2 separate regions of the Homo sapiens genome follow, and region 2 is linked to region 1. The links are chromatin loops, found by intact Hi-C in ENCODE. Cell type or tissue: Calu3. All regions are shown on one strand. Each heading gives the region's core, and the rest is flanking DNA. Links, peaks and the distances in the headings are about the cores only.

Region 1 (2,917 bases), core at 171-2,670:
TTCGGTGTGTCTTCAACAGAATAGGAAACGTAGCTCAAATTCCTAATCAAAATCAGATAAAACATAGGTGATAAGATATTGTGTCTCTTCTTTTAGCAGATAAAAAATTTGAATTATAAAGGGACCAAATTGTTGGAGCCCACTGCAATTTTTTAGTTACTAGACGTTTTTGTGAGCTTCATAGTCATTTATAAACCTAATCATAAGATATTTAGAGACAAAGCCAATATTACAATAGAAATTAAGGCAATTGAACAAAAAATCTGATTCTCCCCAAATTACAGATAATCCTATATACCTTACAATGTAGATTGTAAAAATTTAGGTATGATATCAAAGTCACTGCTTAGTAACATACCTAAGTCATTCCTTCAAAATCGTCATTTAGTGAAAGAGAATAAAGCCCTTTTCTTAGCCTTTGTATAGAGATGCATTTGGTATTAGATTTGATAGGAGACCCTAAGGTGGCAAAAGAAAGTCTATTTACAGCAATCTAATAAAGCTTGCGCACCCACCTCATAGCCTTCCTTTCCCACCTGCAAATAAACACCGTCACTTAAGTGTGGTTAATGTTGGCTTCCTTTCATTTTGTTTGTCATTGTAAAGCAGGTGTTGTTCCCCAAAATTGTTCTCCATAAAAGAGGGAGTTGCCAAATAACTAAGTCCTTACAGTCTTTGTCTTATTACGGGGTTCTCTCTTGAGTTTTTAATTTTGAACAGTGAAGTACTATTTGGGAATGAGATATTAGTTGAAATGAACCTCCTTAATATGAGTCTTCAATGCTGATAGATGTCATCTAATGAAATCACTAATTTTTAAAGGAGGTAAGGAAATTTAACACAGATATTGTAATTTTTAGTGGGGGTATGACCTCACAAATACTTGTATTGAAGAACATTGTTAAAAGCTCTTTCAAATCACTTTCAAAAGCAATTCAGAAAGTTATTGCATTGAGGAGATCACTAATACACTCTTCCAGGATGCACTAAAAGGAAACTTCCCTAGCATTCTGCAAATAGGCACATGTGATTTAAGATATATTCTCTAATAACAACTTCATGCATTGATTTAAAAAGTGCTGTGTTTCAAAAACTTACTTGAAGTTTATGTATTTTGAAAAATGTTGGGTGAATCCACGATTAGTTCTAGTTATGATGATGTTGTATTTTGTTAATCTAGATTAGGATTGCCCTGACCGAAAAATTATTCCTTGTCCTCGAGAGAAGTATAAATGTGTGTGTGTTTTTTGGTATGCATTTACTTACAGGAGAATGTGTTATCATGCTAAAGAAAAAAAAGAAGGATTAGTACATTCGATTTCTTTCTTCTCAAGTTGAGCATAGACAGGACAGAGAACTGGAATAATTGGGCTCAGTGCCCACCTGGGCAATAAGACACGTGGGTTTATTAAAAACTGATGAACCTCTACTCCGTGTTTTGAATTCTCCATCCATAGCCTTCCCAGTCCCTTTACCACTTTAAGGCACATGGGTTCCCTGTATGGTTTCACTCCCAGGAAAGGTAGCATCTGTGTCTTTGTTGAAGGGTTGCCCCCAAGCGGTTGGAATCTAATTTGTCTACACTTGGGGAGTTGAAAGTGCCTGGAAAGTTAAGTTTTCTCAGAGGCAGTCCCTAACCAATGACTGATGAGTGCAGAGTAGGGTAGGGGGTAATAAATGGGCAGAATACCTTGCTCCCTGGTGGGGACAACTCTGAGGAAGTACACATGCCCTCTCCAAAGGTCTCCTGTAGAACTGAGCCTATGTTACCTTCTGTAGGACTTTGCTTTTTGCTTGCTTGGCCTTCTTCCTTTCCTGATCTCACTTCCCCTGTTGGTTTGTTTTGGGACATTTCCTAATAAATTGCTTTAGTATGAATCCTCATCTCAGGGTCTATGTCTAGGAACCCCTCCTAAAACAGGTGGTTCACTGTGGACCCTCACAATTGTCTTGCTGGGTTGTGGAAGTTAGACCACACATCTGAATAAAATGAATATCGCTTCCAGAGCAGGAAACGAGATGGCTTTCCTCTTTATAGCATATGCTGCTCAGATCACTCATTCAGAATCTAGGCACTCATTCTCCCAGCTGCTGGGAGCCCTGGCAACTCACACTCTTTTGTATCAATTGCCATTAGCCAAAGGACAGCCCTTATGGCATGGCTGGCCAATGTGGGAGTTCAGGTCCAGGCCTCTGTGTTTTTATTTAGAATGGCTTTGAAGAGCTATCCTAACTCAAGAGCTCCCTGTAGTATCAGCTGAGAACTCTGTTGCAATTCATTGCAACCCATTTTTTCTCTCTGCCCAATTTTGCCTTTTTTTTTTTTAACACCCCCACATATGTTGTTCTCAGAGGCACTCTTCCATAAAACTCGTGTTAGGAAATTTCTTAGAGTCTCTTTTCTGGGGAAACAGATCTATAATATTCTCCAACCTGAAGAGAGAACCCAGAAACCTAAACTCTGAGTTCTAGGAAACAAAGGCTCAAAGAAGTGAAGTGGCTTGCCCAAGGTCACACAGCTTATAAGGATTGACAGAGTCTGACTCAAACCACCTGAGTTTGAATCTAGACCACTCCCCCTTTCCATTTGCACATAAATCACCCAAAATACATGGCTAAATTATATTTTCAAAGATAGTGAGTTATTTTTATTTTATTTATGCATGGATTCTTAAACTGCTGCATTTCAGAAACCTACTTGAAGTGAAAATTATGTATTTTGAAAAAGTGTTGGGTAAATTTTGTGTGTGTGTGTGTGTGTGTGTGTGTGTGTGTGTGTGACAGAGTTTCGCTCTTGTTGCCCAGGCTGCAGTGCAATGGTGCCATCTCAGCTCACCACAACCTCTGCCTCCCAGGTTCAAGCGATTCTCCTGCCTCAGCCTCCCAAGTAGCTGGGATTACAGGCATGTACCACCAC
Region 2 (2,917 bases), core at 139-2,638, 630 kb before region 1:
CTGAAACACACATATGTATACAGTCTGAATAAAGCAAGTGAAAAAAACACCCCATGAAAGTTTAACTCTACAATTTAAAAGAAAACCTTTATCAAAGCCAGAAATTGTTTCCTGAATTGCTCTGCCAAAAGTCTAATAAAAAATCTATATGCTATGGAGTAAGTTTGAAGATCCAGTGTTTAACTCTAATGTTCTCTTAGCTTAGCAGAGATTGAATAAGAGATTACTGTAGCAAAGCAGTTTTCCAAACCAAAATGTCCTTCGCATCTGAAAGGTTTTACATCATCTTTAATGGCATATCAAAGACCCATGATTAGGCAAGGAGACACCTTTAAATTTACTTTAGTTTTGTTTCATATATGTAAAAATCCACTCCAAATAAATCCATTACTTCTTCTCAACAGTACTGAGCTTGTCAGAGGCTCATCAAAACATTATACTCAGGTTAATAAATTTCAGCTGTTACGTGATGTTAGTGCCATAACAAGCATTAGCCAAAGAATCAAAGAAAAAGTATATAATAAAAAGAAAAACCCAAGACAAAGGTTAGAAGAATTTTAAAAATGGAAAAAATCCGAAAAGCAACTCACCTGCAATTAGGTGGAGGGTCTAAAGTGATGTCCGCCAGCTCCTTCTGAATTCTGGAGTGGGAGAAATGGGAAAGACAAACACAAGAAGCATTAAGGCGCGGAAGCCTCCCACCTGTAGCGTGCAGGTCTGCAGATAAACCTAAGCGCGATCACTGGATTCTACTGGGCAAAGAGGAACTACACATCAAGAACTTCAGGTCCCTAGTTTAGGAAAAAAACTTTTCACGGAGGAAGTGAGGCAGCCTGGAATCTCCTGTTCTCATCTGCAAAGTTTGGCTTCCAACCTTGCCTCGCACACCAGGGCAGTTCTATTCCTCGGTGTTTTCCATGTAGGACCTAATTTTAAAGTTTCTCACTTGCCGACCGGTTTCCTCAGTCCCTCCCCTGCACCTCTCCCCAGCACGGAGAGATCACAGCCATCGGTGCGTGGGAAGGACGCCAGCCTCCAGCCTCCCTTGCCCCTTTCACCCCTCAGATGCCCCCATGCCCACCCCGGCAGGGCGCCCCCGACAGGCCGAAGGTCCGAGGCCTCGCTCAACACCCGACCCGCCCGGAGTCCTCAGTGACGAAGCCAACATGGCCGCTCCCCACGAGGCCCCTCGGGCCCGAGTGACCTGCCAGCCGTGGCGGGGTGCCCGGGAGGCCCAGACCGCAGGTCGCTCCCCAGCGGTGGGCTGCCACCGCCCGGCCACGCCGCCCCCACCCCGCGCGCGCCCCCGACGGCTCGCGCCGCGCCGGTGAAGTTGCGGGCGGGGGAGGGGAACAGGGTGCCCGCACGGGGGCTGCTCCGCGCCGCCCCAGCTCTCCTCTCCCGGCGCCCAGAACCTTGGCCCGAGACCGCGCGCGAAAGCAGGGCGCGAACACCCCCGCCCGCCACTCGGGCACCACAGACCCCAAGTGGCCGGCCCGCGGCCGCACAGGTGCACCGGACCCTGCCTCCGCCCCGCACGCTGGCCGGGACTCTCGGCCCACCTCCCCGGACCTGCTTTTCCCCGGGCGTCCTCTAACTTCCCGGGGTCTGCCCACTTCCTTCATGGTCCGCTCTCTAGCTCACACTGGGGATAGACTGGAGACCTGCAGTTTTCTCCCTCCGCACCAACCCTCGACTTCACAAAGGGCCCCATCCCCCACTCATAGGCCGAAGCCACCAGGCAGTTCACACCAAGCCCTGGCCTTTGTCTTTTGCTTACCTAGGCACTTAGAGCATCAATTAATACGACAGTTTAGGGCCTCTAAGCTTCTTCCACCTTCTAAACGGTGCCTAATTTTATAACCTTTCCTCCTCCTATCATATAAAGCCCAATGGGGCTATGTTACAACTTAAAAATCTCACCGAGGCAGCACTGTAGTTAAAAAAATTTTAAACACACACACAGAGCAATCTAATTCACAAAGGATACGTTTTCCTTTCCAAAGGTTTTCTGCGGGTAGGAGGACGGACGAGCTATATGTAATGAGGAACAGGTTTTAAGGACGACGACTGGGGGAGGTTCTATAAACCTTCCTACTGGAGGACATTTCCTGTCCCTACGTATCTGTCAACTTTAGAAAGGGGTTTGTTCACAATCTCAATTGACACGTATTTGTGTCCTGCTAAATTCTACTATCAAAAAGCGTTTCATTTCTGAGACATTCATACTCCCGCTGTTTGACTCATGACTGTACATTAGACTCAAAGTTTGGAAAATTGGTTTCCTGATTCTTTACCTGAATCTTTTCAAATAACTGTATTTTAAGACCTACACACGTAGGCAAAAATTTCCTCCCCGGAGCACAACGCATATAAAAATACATATTGACTTCAGTCCTCCTTGCCAACCCAACTCCCACTATAAAATAGTCACAAAAAAAGGTAGTTGTTTCTTTAATACCTAAGAAGCGTTAATACCAAAAAGCTTTATCAACTTCATCTTGACAGACAGCATTTGCATTTCCAAAAAACTGGCAAGAGATTTGCAGGAGTAACTCATACCTATTTCCAGAGAGTCATTCTTGTTCAGACCACTTGCAATGGGGGCTTTCCTCTACCCACGGTTTAGAAACCACTTTCCAACATGCAGTTAGCAGCCTGTTAGTCTGCCAATTCAGGCTTCTTTTTCACTCCTACTCCTGGTGAATGTGCCCCTTCCAATTCTATGGGCAACACCTACCTTCCAAATCAATATACTTCACAGAACAGCCTCTATAGGGTCCCACTAACATCAATTTTCCCCATTCTCTTTCCTGGATACACTGTCCCTCTCCATTTTTTTACCTTTTTCTATTAACTTTAGGTCTGCTTTAACACTAATAGCTACTCTTTCAGCAAGATTATCAAGGAGCTAAAT

The links. Peaks named below come from ENCODE experiments on the same cell type or tissue, not always from the same donor. Only the 100,000 strongest peaks of a DNase experiment are listed, where the experiment ranks them.
Region 2: a loop joins it to region 1, with 2.7 times the contacts of the local background. A loop is called at or near these places in 14 of 110 quality-filtered maps.

The regions. Positions count from the first base shown.
Region 1 is chr3:23,182,550-23,185,466 of GRCh38, reverse strand. No RefSeq gene overlaps it. Among named protein-coding and RNA genes, the nearest start is that of UBE2E2-DT, 19 kb to the left of the region's middle. In Calu3, for the core only: no CTCF peak of the experiment used is centred there; a DNase peak (open chromatin) is centred at 1,546.
Region 2 is chr3:23,809,184-23,812,100 of GRCh38, reverse strand. UBE2E1 (ubiquitin conjugating enzyme E2 E1) reads right to left here. Exons shown (of 6, transcript NM_003341.5): 3 at 591-641. Among named protein-coding and RNA genes, the nearest start is that of UBE2E1-AS1, 3.7 kb to the right of the region's middle. RefSeq lists a silencer at 1,189-1,508 and an enhancer at 1,979-2,038. In Calu3, for the core only: no CTCF peak of the experiment used is centred there; DNase peaks (open chromatin) are centred at 1,130 and 1,630.